Regions from separate parts of the Homo sapiens genome. Here all the other regions are linked to region 2. Evidence: chromatin contacts called from ENCODE Hi-C or POLR2A ChIA-PET data. All regions are on one chromosome and are shown on one strand. The core of a region is the stretch at or near the end of the contact, and the rest is flanking DNA. Distances in the headings are between cores, read along the strand shown. Region 1 holds the start of LINC01359 (long intergenic non-protein coding RNA 1359). Region 2 holds the start of RAVER2 (ribonucleoprotein, PTB binding 2). Region 3 has its middle 16 kb from the start of MIR3671.

Region 1 (4,302 bases), core at 368-2,867, 260 kb after region 2:
TTGGTGGGGGGGCGGTTGGATTTTTGTTTTGTTTTGTTTTTGAGATGGGGTCTCACTCTGTGGCCCAGGCTGGAGTGCGGTGGCGCCATGGAAGTTTTTGTTTCTAAAGGGTCCTTTCCTTTGGAGCTCCAACTCTACTAAGAGGCCATTCATATTCCCAACATTCCAGGGTGCCCAAAGGAAAGACCTGGCCAGTTATTTCAGCATCAATTCACAAAATGGGGCGTTGGAAGGGGAAAAACAGCTGCTCTAGTTGGGCAGTGATTATTAAACCCCTCCCAAAAATGGAGTGGACAATTTCCAAGATCTCATCATGTTAGAAAACTTTCATTCGCCGATTTCACTTTTCAAGTGAATCCTAAAGCCTGTTTCCTTAATCTTCATAATTTTGGACATTCCACAGCCCGACCCACGCGTTTATCTTTCACTGGGCTGCAGTGATTCCCCTTGTTACCAAAAGGGGCCCAGCCTCCGCCAGCAGAGGCCTCCTGCGGAGCTGGGGGCGGGACCTCTGGGCTGGGTCCCCCTCTCCCTGTGCGCTGGCTGGCGGCGAGTGCAGTGACTGATTTCCTCTGCTCGCCTTCCCGGAGGTCCCCACCCACGCCACTGCCAACGCTCGGAGGAAGTCACGTTCAGGCCCCAGAGCTGGTCTGAATCTTCCAGGAGGAAAAGAGGGGGTGCATGTGTGCGTGTGTGTGTGGTAGTGTGTGTGTTGTATGTCTAAGAGGTAGCAAGTGTGTTTGTGTGCGTGATATGTGTGTTTGAGAGGCAGCAAATGTGTGTGTTGTATGTGTGTTTGAGAGGTAGAAAGTGTGTGTGTGGGGGGGGGGGTATGTGTGCCTGAAAGGCAGCAAGTGTGTGTGCGTGTGGTATGTGTGTTTGAGGGGCAGCAAGTGTTTGAGTGTGAGTGTGTGGTATGTGTGTTTGAGGGGTAGCAGGAACCCTAGCTTGGTGTCTGTCAGTAACTAGATGGTGATGCAGGTAAGTGATTTTCCCGTTGAGTGGATTAAATTCCTAGTCTGTCAGAGAGGGTGTTGACCTAGAATGACTGCGCAGGTCTCCTGTCCAGTGTTAAGGAGCGTGAGTGCCCTGATGTCCCCAGGAGTGCTGCAAAAAGAGCAAAATGGCATATATCAGGCGTCCCCGAGATGCTGGCATCTATGTTAAAACTATCTTATTTCATCTTCCAACTACTCCTTACAATAGGTGCCCTGATCCCAATACAAGATTGAAAACTGAGGCTCAGAGTCTGCGGTATGCTGTCCAATATGTATGTATACACAAACACACACACGTATATACGTATGTTTGTGTGTATATACGTATGTGTATATATGCACATATATGGGTGTGTATGTATATATTTTACAGCCCATTTGGGCAAATGAGTGAGCCCCAGCCAGAAGCAAGCGCCCCCGCTGCCCCTGGGCAGTGGGCTCGGTACCGCCACGCACCCGTCCTATGTGTTACCTGGTCGCTGCTCACTGGAGTGAAAGCCATTTAGTGGCTGATCCAAGGGAAGTATGAGCTAGTGGCATGTCGAGACAAACCTGGATTTGATTCGCAGCTCTGCCTTCTGTTTGACTACAAGCAAGTAACAAGCTTTTGGAGCCTGTTTCCTCACTTCTAAGTGACGCTAATTATAGTATGTACATCACAAGGATAGTGACATAAGTGATGACTGTGACCAAACTTGGATCACCAAGCCTGCACCCAGGGAGCGCTCAGTAACGCAGCGCTGAGGAGTAGGCCACCCCGGAGGGCTCCAGGTTTCAGCGCAGGCTTCCGCGGAGCCAGCTGGATGCGTCACCATCCGAAAGTGCGAGCCTGGCCGGCGGCGGCGGAGGCGGGGGCACCGCGCAGTTGGAAGCCCGGGCGCTCTTACCGAAAGCGCGAGCCCGGACTTCCCCGCCACGATCGATGTGGCCAGTCTGCGCCTGCCGCAGTTCCCGCTCGCACCCCGGCCCCTCGCAGAGTCCCAGGAAAGCGCTGTGGCGGGCGGGCAGTCTCTGCCCCCGGGAGGGGACGCACGCACGCGCTGCTCCTTCCAGGTCCCGGCGGGGAAGCGATGCTTTCTTGGCCCGGGCTTGGGGCCAGCGGGAACCGGGCTGTCCGGCCGCGCCGTCGCGCCTCGCACGGCGTGAGACAACCTAGCTTTTTTTTTTTTTTTTTTTTTAAGAAAAGCATTGGCACCGCAGCAGCCTCCCCCGCTTCTTCCCTACTAGGACGCCCGCCTGACTCGCCCCATTGCACAATTCTTACCGTGGAACAGCCGCGTGACTCGGCGGGAGCCCAAAAGTTTCCCAGGTTTCCTCAGCCTAGAAAAGCGTGGGTGGGTGTCCCGGCCTGGCTCCAGGCGCCCTTTAAGTTGTATTTCTTCGGGTAACTGGGTTGCCCTTTAAAATGTGGAGATTGTCCTTTAGAAAGAAAGAAAATCTCACGAGCTCGCTGGCCCGCCAGGTCTAGGTTGGCGCCGGGTGACTGCAATGAAACGCGTTTCTTTTCCCATGTACATTTTCAGACGGTAAAAGTGTTTCGATTTGTTTGGGGGAGAAGTCAGGCGCTGGTTTTAAAGGAGGAAGGGGAATGATGCTTAAAAGCAGAGACACGATTTGGAGCTCTCCAAGAATCATAGTGTTTATTAACAATGATTGTGCTTAGTAGACACTGAGAAAATATCGAACGAATGAGTATTTGGAGGAGGGATTTAAATGGGTGTCTATAGGCCAACGCTTTCATTCTGCTGATGAGAAAACCTAGAGGTTAAGTGATTTGCCCAAAGTCACCTAGCTAATTAATGTGGAAGGCAGGAATGGAATCTGTCTCGTTTTGACTCCAAATTCTTGTTATGAGATGGGTGCGTTTTCCCCTCTTTATGAAAAAAAAAAATGCCTTCTGTAGTAATCTCTGTAAAGCCTTACTCCACTCCCTCTGTCTACGCATCTAAAGCAAACATACAAAACAAAAAAGAAAACAGCAATCCCCAAATGCAATCCATGCACTCAAATAGGCTAAATTTGGCAATGCCAAAACAATATATTAACAAGGCATTTTAGTTCTTATTCCTATAAATAACACTTTTTTGTTTTGTTTTGTTTTTTGAGACGTATTCTCGCTCTGTCGCCCAGGCTGGAGTGCAGCGGCGCGATCTCAGCTCATGGCAACCTCTGCCTCCTGGGATCAACTGACTCTCCTGCCTCAGCCTCCCGAGTAGCTGGGATTACAAGTGTGCACCACCATGCCTGGCTAATTTTTGTATTTTAGTAGAGACGGGGTTTCACCATGTTGGCCAGGCTGGTTTCAAATTCCTGACCTCAGGTGATCCACCCGCCTCAGCCTCCCAAAGTGCTGGGATTACAGGAATAAGCCAACCTGCCTAGCCAATAGTACTTTCTTATTCACACAAAATATGTGAAGAAAAGGAGGAAGAGGAGGAGGAGGAAAAACAGAATAAGCAAAACAGTGCTTCTCCAAGATGATATGGAAAATACCAAGCTCCCACTAACCTTACTTTTGTAAGTAAGGTGTTTGGTGCTCTGCATAGAAACTGCTGGACTCGTGAGTGACCATCAGGGTTGATCTAAGATTGTCAGTTATTTCACTCAGGCTTTGACTGGATTTGTTGCTCATCTTTCAGAATAGACAGATGCAATCTGTGCAAACACAAGGGACTTCAATGACAATCTTGCAAATAGCTAGACAGCTTTTGTCTTTGACGTTTCTAGGCTGACCAACTATACCAAATGTCTGATTTAGGAACCAAAATTGCAAAACAAGTAGATGTGAAGATCAAAGGAATCAAGACTATAAGTAGGGATTATGACTAAAAATTCTTTTACGTGTTGTCTGTGGTGTTTCCACAATAATAATTACAATGTGGTTATAATAATATAATCCAAGTACAACTTCTTATCCAGGAAGAAGCTGGGACTTCCAGTGATGAGCAGACCAGAAGACCAAATTGTGAAATGTCTCATTTCAGCCAAATACCTTCTGAAATGGAGACAATTCTCATATTTCACTCTGCTATCTTCACTACCCTTTATTTCTGATATCGTGAAGGTGGGGATGTATACTAATGTCTAAAAATTTTTGAAATTCTAAGAGGCTAAATAGAATCTGCTAATTTTAGTTTGATAATCCACAATATTCCTGAAATCAAAGCATCATCTCCTATATTTTTCCCATACTGTGATTTCTAGTTTGTCATTATACCAGGCTACTGAATCTGAACTCAAGAAACAAACAAACAAACAAAAAGCATTTTATCAAACGAAAACTGTAAGACCAGCCTGGCCAACA
Region 2 (4,423 bases), core at 316-2,815:
ATGGAATCATACAATATATGACCTTTTGTCTCTGGCTTCTTTCATTTAATGCTTTGGAGGTTCGTCCACCTTGTAGGGGTCCTTAATTCCTTTTTATGGCTAAAAATATTTCTTAGCATATATATATCCCACGCTTTGCCTATCTGTTCATCAATAAATGGACATTTGGGTTGTTTCTATCCTTTGGTTACCAGGAATAGTGGTGGTATAGAAGGGTGTATTGCCGAATATCATTTTAATGATACAAGTATTAGCAGCCATTATTTTTGGGTGGACGGATTACGGGTGAATTATTTTATGTTATTCAGAACACTGGGCTTTGGAATCAATCAGAACAGATCCCATTTCCTCACGTGTAAAGTGAGGAAAACAAAACCTACGTAATTGAATGATCATGAAGAGTAAATAAATATGTATATGTAAAGCATTTAGAAATGCGTGGTTGGGGGGAGCACATGGTAAGGACTGAATTTGTAGTATTTTTAAAAAATCTTTAAAACATTTTGTTTTTCTTTTAATTAGTGTTAAAGTCTTTTTTTTTTTTTTTTTTTTTTTTTTGCTAGTGTACTTGCATGCTACACAATTAAGATGCATGGTCCCCTTCGCTGATGGTCACCTGGGCTAGTGCCAAAGGCTGCTGGATTGTTTGATCTGATGACATCCGTTTGACTAAGTATAGTTCTACACTGTAACTCTCCCTCCAAGTTTCAATTAAAATAATGTTCCAAGCAGCGTATTCTCCAGCCCCTCTGCCACAGCTCCTTTTCCATTCTAGTCTTTGTTTCAGCATCACTTTCCATGTTGCAGACCCAACTACCCAGGTTTTACATTTTAGGAACTGCATGACAGGGACAGAGGGACAGGTGAAGGGCACAGGCTTTCTCATACACAGCTAGCAAAATACATTACGATCAGGTTTTACCAAATACATAACATTTCTCCCACAATGTCCCTCTTTTTACTCCCCAGAAAATCTCATTGTAAACTCAAACTTTGCCAAATATGCTCTTCTTGAACCAACAGAAGGGTTACCATCGGGAGCCAGCCGGGCTGCAGGAGGCGCCCTCCTGCCACCCCTCCAGCCCCATCTCGGGTGTGGGAAGACCGAGTTCGCGCCCGCAGCCCCCGGGCCGCCCCAGCGCGGGAGTTTCGAGGGGAGCCGGGGGAGAGCTGCGGCGTCACATGGGGGGCCAGCCGGGGACAGGCGCCTGGGGCTGAGTCTCCCGGCGAAGCCACCGCGAAGGGGCCGCATCCCCCAGAGAACGACCCTGGGCGTTCGCGAAGGCCTCGCAGAGAGGGGGAGCCCGCCTGCGCGTCCGCGCCCTCACAGGTGTCCGGGTGGCGGCGCCCGGCCCCGCCTGCGGACCCGCGAGAGGCGGGCGCGGGCGCGCCTGTGCGCCGGGGCCGGGGGCCGGCGGGGGAGGTTCCCGCGAGGTGGTTCTCGGGCTCCTCCTCGGCGCCTCAGGTTTCCTCTCCCCGCCAGCAGGCTGCTGGCTGCGGCGCCGCCTCTCTCTACTCCCTCCTCCCACCGCCCCCCTTCCCCGCGGTTGGGCCCACTCTGCGGCCTCTGCCCGCCTCGCCCTCGCCCGGGCCTCCTCCCGCTTTCTCTCTCCGCTTCCCCTGGAGCCTCCGAGGAGTCCGCAGCCGCTGGGCGCCCGGGAAGATGGCGGCGGCGGCGGGAGACGGCGGCGGCGAGGGGGGCGCGGGCCTGGGCAGCGCGGCGGGGCTGGGGCCGGGGCCGGGGCTGCGCGGGCAGGGCCCCTCAGCCGAAGCGCACGAGGGCGCCCCGGACCCGATGCCCGCCGCGCTGCACCCTGAGGAGGTCGCCGCGCGACTGCAGCGGATGCAGCGGGAGCTGAGCAACCGCAGGAAAATCCTGGTGAAAAACCTGCCCCAGGACAGCAACTGCCAGGTACTGGGACGGTGATAGGGGCGACGCGTCCCGAGGGGCGGCGGGGCGGCGCTCCGTGTCCAGGCTGGGATCGGGGGCGCCTCAGAGCGGTCCTGGGGAGTGGGTCGGCGCCGAGTGGTGAGAGCGGCCCCTCGGTTTGACTGAGTTCTTGGGGTTTCTAGCCTGCAGACGCCCTGCCAGGGAGGGGGGCAGATTGGGAAACTGAGGCTCTGAGTGGCGAAGCGGCTTCTCCAAGGTCACGGGAATCAGGGGCTGCTGCCTCCAAGTTCGGCCCGGTCTTTCCTTCCCCTACGGCCGTAGAGGAGTAGGAGGTGAAGGAGAGTGGAGGTGAGTTGTGGAGCACACATTTTGCGGGGGGGAGCGGGGGTAGAGGGGGCCGAAGCTTCGGGAGCACCTTGGCAGGGGCGAGGGCTCCAACGTATAGTCCCCGGTGCTCGGGAGTGCCATAGGGGGCAGGGGCACGAGAGAGCTGGGAGTGAGTTTCGCTGTTGTTGCAGAAGCACTTGCCCAAGTTTCTATGAAACAACTCTGTCTTCTCAGTTTGCTAAGGCCCCAGAATAGAGTTATTGCTGCGCTCCTTGGAGCCTTGCAGCCGCCTCCTGCTACGCCAAGTACAGTACTGGAGGGTTTGTTCTCAGTGACTTGGATGAGGTTTAAAGATAGCTACTCTGTGTATTTAATCCAGATTAACTGTTGCTTTTAAGATTAGAAACTCTGCATCTATTTAACTTTTTTTTTCCCCTGATTTCAAAAGCTGCATGCTCATTGTAGGAGAGCTAGGAAAGACAGAGAAGCACAAAGGGGACACAGAAATTACCCATATTTCTGATACCTGAAGATAACCATTGTTATCCTGGGATGTTGTTCTTTTCTCTTTTCCTATGCATATATATTTTTGTTTTATCAAAAGCTTGAAATCATTTCTTTGATTCTTCAGGATTTCTTAGCTGTCTGGATGTTCACACATGTTTCACATATAACCTGAATTTATATACTGCTCCGAGTGTGGTGGGCTGTCCTGGTAGTTGCGGATTTGTAGTTCCTCCTGTAACCGGATGCATGAAATTGCAAGAGGGCTGGCTATTGACAATTGCATGGCAGTTCTTCCATGTGACTTATAAAATAATGAGACCAATGCCCCATTACTATGTAATGAGACCTTACATAGCCATTCACAATAAATATGAACATATAACCTTATAACCCGTAGGCATGGGGGGCTATTTTGTTTCAAAATGCAGTGTCTGTCAGTATTGTTTATCTCATCTGTCTTTCAACTCTTTCCATTCCGCCATGGTCCACTTCCCATCTGTCAGGTAATGTTTTGTGATACTACCTGTTAAGGACACCTGCAATGGACTGATTTCTTGGAAGCAGCCTCCCCTGCCCATACAAATAGAGGACTGTAAGGGAGCTCAGGAAGGAGGAGGCTTGGAAGAAGCAGATGGCATTTTTTAAAAAAACAAATTTAAAAAATAGCAGCTCTTTGTATAGACAGTCTAGGAGGAGAGAAATAGAGAAGTATCTCAATGTCTTTGTAGAATGTCAGCTGTTTTTGTTATCACAATTCCTTGCATTAATTCTAAATATATTTAGACCCCAAATTGAAGACGTTCTGTCTATTCTTGCTTTGCTGTTGGTATCTTTCTCATTTCCCTTCGCAATAGACATGAAAAATATATCAAAGGGTCTAATAAAAGGAGCAGTTTTAATTAGTGATAGAAGCTTTCTCAGAATTACACTGGGATTTGTATTTTTGAGATTTCATCTACTTAAACTAATATTTTCATATGTTCTGCATGAATTTTTTTGTATTTTTTGTTTTAACAATTTCCCTTAATTATAATGTCTGCTTTTTCTTAGTGACTATATTTTACTGTCAACTTACTGATGAAAGTTTCACTTTATTTTATTTTGTGTCTTTTTGCTAGTAAGGCCTACATAAAATCACCTGTGCTAAAACTACATATTTACCCTTATGAAATGGTTAATATGGCTTTTGTTCAATTATTAAGTAATCAGATATTTTTGAAATACTAAGTTCTTGTTCTTTTCCAGAAGAGACTGTGTTTATTCATTCATTTCTTTCTTTCTTTTTTTTTTTTTCTGAGACAGAGTCTCGCTCTGTCATCCAGGCTGGAGTGCAGTGGCGCGACCTCAGCTCACTGCAACCTCTGCCTCCCAGGTCCAAGTGATTCTCCCTGCCTCAGCCTCCCAAGTAGCTGGGATTACATAAGCCTGCCACCATGCCTGGCTAATTTTTGTATTTTTTAGTAGAGATGTGGTTTTGCCATGTTGACCAGGCCGGTCTTGAACTCCTGACCTCAGGTGATCCCACACGCCTCGGCCTCCCAAAGTGCTGAGATTACAGGTGTGAGCCACTGTGCCTGGCCTCATTTCTTTATTTTAGAATATCACTTTAAGGATCAAAGACATTCATAACTCTAGTTCTCAAACTGTGTATTTATGTCTCTAGAAAATACTGATCAATAACTTACTAGTAGAAACCCA
Region 3 (4,219 bases), core at 607-3,106, 300 kb after region 2:
GACTGAGCTTCTCCGACACAGCCATTGCCTTTTCCAGGGTTATGTGTTCTATTTGGTTCCTTCCTGAGGATTCCCCCCATTCCCCTAGGCTTAGCCTCTGTATTAGTTTCCAATAGCTGCTGTAAGAAACTACCACAAACTTAGTGTCTTAAAAACAACACAAGTTGTTTTTAAGGTCAAAAGTCTGAAATGCGAAGAGGCACAGTGGCTTACACCTGTAATCCCAGCACTTTGGGAGGCTGCAGCGGGTGGATCACCTGAGGTCAGGAGTTCAAGACCAGCCTGGCCAACATGGCAAAACCCTGTCTCTACAAAAAATATAAAAATTAGCCAGACATGGTGGTGGGCACCTATAATCCCAGCTACTCGGGAGGCTGAGGCAGGAGAATCCCTTGAAATTAGGAGGTGGAGGTTGTAGTGAGCCAAGATTGCCCCACCACACTCCAGCCTGGGCAACTAGAGCAAGACCCTGTCTCCAAAAAAAAAAAAAAGAAGTCTGAAATTGGGCCTCAAAGGGCTAACATCAAGGTGCTAGCACAGATGCTTTCCTTCTGGAGGCTCTGGAAAGAATCTGTTCCTTGACCTTTCTATCGTCTAGAGGCCACCTGCCTTCTGTGGCTCGAGGCCACTTCACTCCAGCCTGTGCTTCTGTCATCACATCTTCTCCGACTCTCCTGCTTCCCACTTGTAAGAACCCTGTGATTACCCTGACCCACCTGGGTAATCCATAGTAATCTCTCGACCTTACAATCGGGATGAGCAACCTTCATTCCATCTGCAACCAGAATTCCCTCTGGCATTTAACATAACGTGTTCTCAGGTTCCAGGGATCAGAATGTGGACCTTTATTCTACGGACCATTATTCTGTCCACAACAATCTCCCTACTCAGCCCTCACATACACACACATGCCCAGGTCCCCCTGTGCTCTGGATTTCAGGGCCTTCCCCATCCCACTCACCTACCCATAGTGGCGCTCTGGTTTTTCTGTATTCATTCAACAAACATTTATAGAACACCTATTATGTCCTAGGCATTTTGCGAGGGGCAAGGGATACCACGAAAAAAAACATAGTCCTGCTTTGAAGGACCTCACATTTCAGAGGAGCTGACAGAAAAATCATGAAACACAAGAAAACATGGCAAATATTGGGGTGGGGTAAAGGAAGCCCAGGAAGTGAAGTTTTTATATAGGACTTGGGGTCTGGGGAGGGCAGGGATATACAAAGATGTATATCATCGCTCCTGTTGCTATCACAGATCCATCATTTCAATGTAGTGGGTATCATCACGGAAAAAGAGGGCCTGCAATCTGGGCTCAGGATTTCCTGAAATGTCAAGTGCCCAAACTGATGGCAGGCAGAGCTGGACTGCTCAGAGACCACAAAGTGCAGGGACACCAGACCTCCTGAAGGCCTGGCTGTCGCACGGGTCGGAGCAGCCAGCAAGAGCTCCTTATTACCGTGGCGAGGAGACCGCGCCAAGTGGAAAAAGCTATTTACAGTGTTGAAGGGGGAAGGGCTCATCCCAGTGGGTGATTTTCTCATTTCCCCAGGCTGAACCTGACCTAAAACAAACTTTCATTTTCAAAGCTGAAAGGGGAAAACTTGCTACATACACAAAGATGGAGTTTTAGTTCCTCTGCATCTCAAATGTGGAGTCTGAGGAAAGAGCCAGTACCCCGTAAGCACTGGATGTTTTCTGTTTTAGATACTGTATCAGCCCAGGACCCTGGATATGCCTAGCGACCCACCTGTGCTCCAACCTGTGCTCTCTGTGTCGTCTCCTACCTGATGGCCTCTGTGTAACCCTTATCATAGCAAACACAGAAGCGATCATCTGATTCTGTATGTTCCTGTACACAGACATTTCACAGGAACCATGGGGCGCTAGTTTCCAGCTCTGTACTGAACTCTACTGTCTCCTTTCAGAAACACAAGCAAATACTTATACTATATATACATACAGTTGGTCCTCCCATCTGAAGATTCAACCAGCCATGGATCAAAAATATCTGGGCTGGGCACGGTGGCTCACGCCTGTAATCCCAGCACTTTGGGAGGCCAAGGTGGGTGGATCACCTGAGTTCAGGAGTTCTAGACCAGCCTGGCCAACATGGTAAAACCCCGTCTCTAGCAAAAATACAAAAAATTAGCCAGGCATGTTGGCAGATGCCTATAATCGCAGCTACTACTTGGGAGGCTGAGGCAGGAGAATCACTTGAATCCAGGAGGCGGAGGTTGCAGTGAGCAGAGATCTCACCACTGCACTCCAGCCTGGGCAAGAAGAGCAAAACTCTGTCTCAAAACAAAACAAAACAAAACAAAAAAATCTGGAAAAGAAAAACAAAACAAAAAAACCCTCAAAACAGAAAACACTATAAGAATAAAAAATAACGAATTTTAAAGCAGTACAGTATAACAACTATTTACATAGCATTTACATTGTATTAGGTATTAGAGGCAGTCTAGAGATGATTGAAAGTATACGAGAGGATGTGCATGGGGTAAATGCAAATATTATCCCGTTTATTATCAGGAACTTCAGCTTCCATAGATTTTGCTACCTGAGGGAATCCTGAACCAATCTCCCTCAGATACTGAAGGACAACTGTATATACTTTTCATTTTCTTAGTCTTAGTTATGAAAAACCAGGCACTCTTATTTAACACACACACACACACACACACACACACACAAACACACCCCAGAAATTTCTTTTTACAGTTGCTCATACACAAAAAGCATAGAGAAGACTGAATTCATGTTACATCAGGTGACTTGGTGAAATAACTGGTGTTTCATATAGGGCTTTAGAGTTGGCCGAAGGTTGTCCTGGCCACTGAATTTTCTCCTTATAACAACCTTATGGAATAGCTGTCTTTGATGCGGGTCCAGTAAGTACTAGGTACCTGTCAAATCCAGAGTCCTCTTCTGAGAGCACTGACTCAACGGGGACTTTTCATTTTTTACTATGTTTGATAAAATAACTTCTGTTCTTGGTCTACAGAGAACTAAACTGAGGATGAGTTCAACTCTCTGCTTTTCTGCTTTTAGTCCCTATCTGCTAGGTGGTCATCAGCCTCAGCCAGAACACCTCTATCGCATGGGCATCACCTCCAAGGCAAGCTCCGGCTTCAGTTTGTTCTGACTGATGGCCAGAGAGAGAAGTGTAAAGATTCTCCTAGTGCTTCTGCAAGAGAACCACAGAGAGGAAAACACCTTTCAAGGAGTTTGGTGTGGGCCCATTACAGGTTCTCTATGTTGGAAATGACAAACCAACCCAATCAGATCCTTTCTGCAGGACAATATGAATGACAGGTGGTCTCAGAAAAAGTAGATCATGGAATCTAATGTTTTTCACTCAAAACAGTGCATGAGACCTGCTGTTTATCCCAATCGCAGAAATATGAGGACTTGGAGTTACTCTGTGACTAAAGAAGACATGGTATTGCATCTTTGTAATTAGCCTCCATTAATAAGGGGAATATAATATAAAGTCCTAATTTTTATGCCTATTCTAAAGGTGAGGAGATGGAGTCTCAGAGATATGAAGTAATCCACAAGGTCTCCTAGCTAGGAAGTGGCACCTACTTTCAATAACCTTGGTTACAGATTTTCATTAATAATAAAACAAACTCAATAGAAAAACTTTTTTAAATGTATAGACTTCAGATAATAAAAACAAAAACCTATACCACAATTTGGATGAATCTCCAGGGAGTTATTCTACATTGAAAAAAAGCCAATTCCAAAATGTTACATAGCATATGATTATATATATATATAGTTTGTTTTTGTTTTTTGTTTTTGAGACAAAGTCTTGCTCTGTTGCCCAGGCTGGACTGGAGTGGCATAATCTTGGCTCACTGCAACCTCTGCCTCCCAGACTCAAGTGATTCTCCCACCTCAGCCTCCTGAGTAGCTGGGACTACAGGCATGCACCACCACACCTGGCTAATTTTTTTTTTTTTTTTTTTTTTTTTGCTTGTTTGTTTGTTTAGATGGAGTCTCCCTCTGTTGCCCAGGCTGGAGTGCAGTGGCACAATCGCAGCTCACTGCAACCTCCGCCTCCTGGAGTCAACAATTCTCCTGCCTCAGCCTCCCAAGTAGCTGGGATTACAGGGGCCCACCACCACACCTGGCTAATTTTTGTATTTTTAATAAAGATAGGGTTTCACCATGTTGGCCAGGCTGGTCTCGAACTCCTGACCTCAAG

The links. A loop is a pair of places that touch in the nucleus more often than their neighbours do. ChIA-PET counts read pairs that join two places held with the same protein, here RNA polymerase II (POLR2A). Pooled maps may share reads with other maps.
Region 1: a loop to region 2 is called in a map of mammary epithelial cell, with 2.5 times the contacts of the local background. The contact joins the promoter of LINC01359 here to the promoter of RAVER2 in region 2. A Hi-C loop is called at or near these places in 1 of 168 maps with a recorded cell type or tissue (mammary epithelial cell) and 9 of 50 pooled maps. POLR2A ChIA-PET finds 5 or more read pairs at or near these places in 3 of 52 experiments (CD8-positive, alpha-beta memory T cell, HEK293T and activated CD8-positive, alpha-beta memory T cell).
Region 3: a map of naive thymus-derived CD4-positive, alpha-beta T cell shows a loop between it and region 2 (14-fold over the local background). The contact joins the enhancer-like site here to the promoter of RAVER2 in region 2. A Hi-C loop is called at or near these places in 3 of 168 maps with a recorded cell type or tissue (K562 and naive thymus-derived CD4-positive, alpha-beta T cell), 9 of 37 single-sample maps with no recorded cell type and 10 of 50 pooled maps. POLR2A ChIA-PET finds 5 or more read pairs at or near these places in 1 of 52 experiments (CD8-positive, alpha-beta memory T cell).

The regions. Positions count from the first base shown.
Region 1 is chr1:65,000,859-65,005,160 of GRCh38, forward strand. LINC01359 (long intergenic non-protein coding RNA 1359) reads right to left here and starts at 1,618. Exons shown (of 7, transcript NR_119383.1): 1 at 1,471-1,618. It also overlaps a transcript of JAK1 not described here. RefSeq lists an enhancer at 1,634-1,713 and a silencer at 1,844-1,983.
Region 2 is chr1:64,743,510-64,747,932 of GRCh38, forward strand. It overlaps RAVER2 (ribonucleoprotein, PTB binding 2), which reads left to right and starts at 1,566. Exons shown (of 12, transcript NM_001366165.2): 1 at 1,566-1,912. The coding sequence starts at 1,664. RefSeq lists silencers at 1,220-1,319, 1,340-1,539.
Region 3 is chr1:65,039,740-65,043,958 of GRCh38, forward strand. It overlaps a transcript of JAK1 not described here. Among named protein-coding and RNA genes, the nearest start is that of MIR3671, 16 kb to the right of the region's middle. Within about 2 kb of position 1,857, at least 9 of the 41 ENCODE cell types and tissues checked have a DNase peak (open chromatin) inside an H3K27ac peak, as active enhancers do.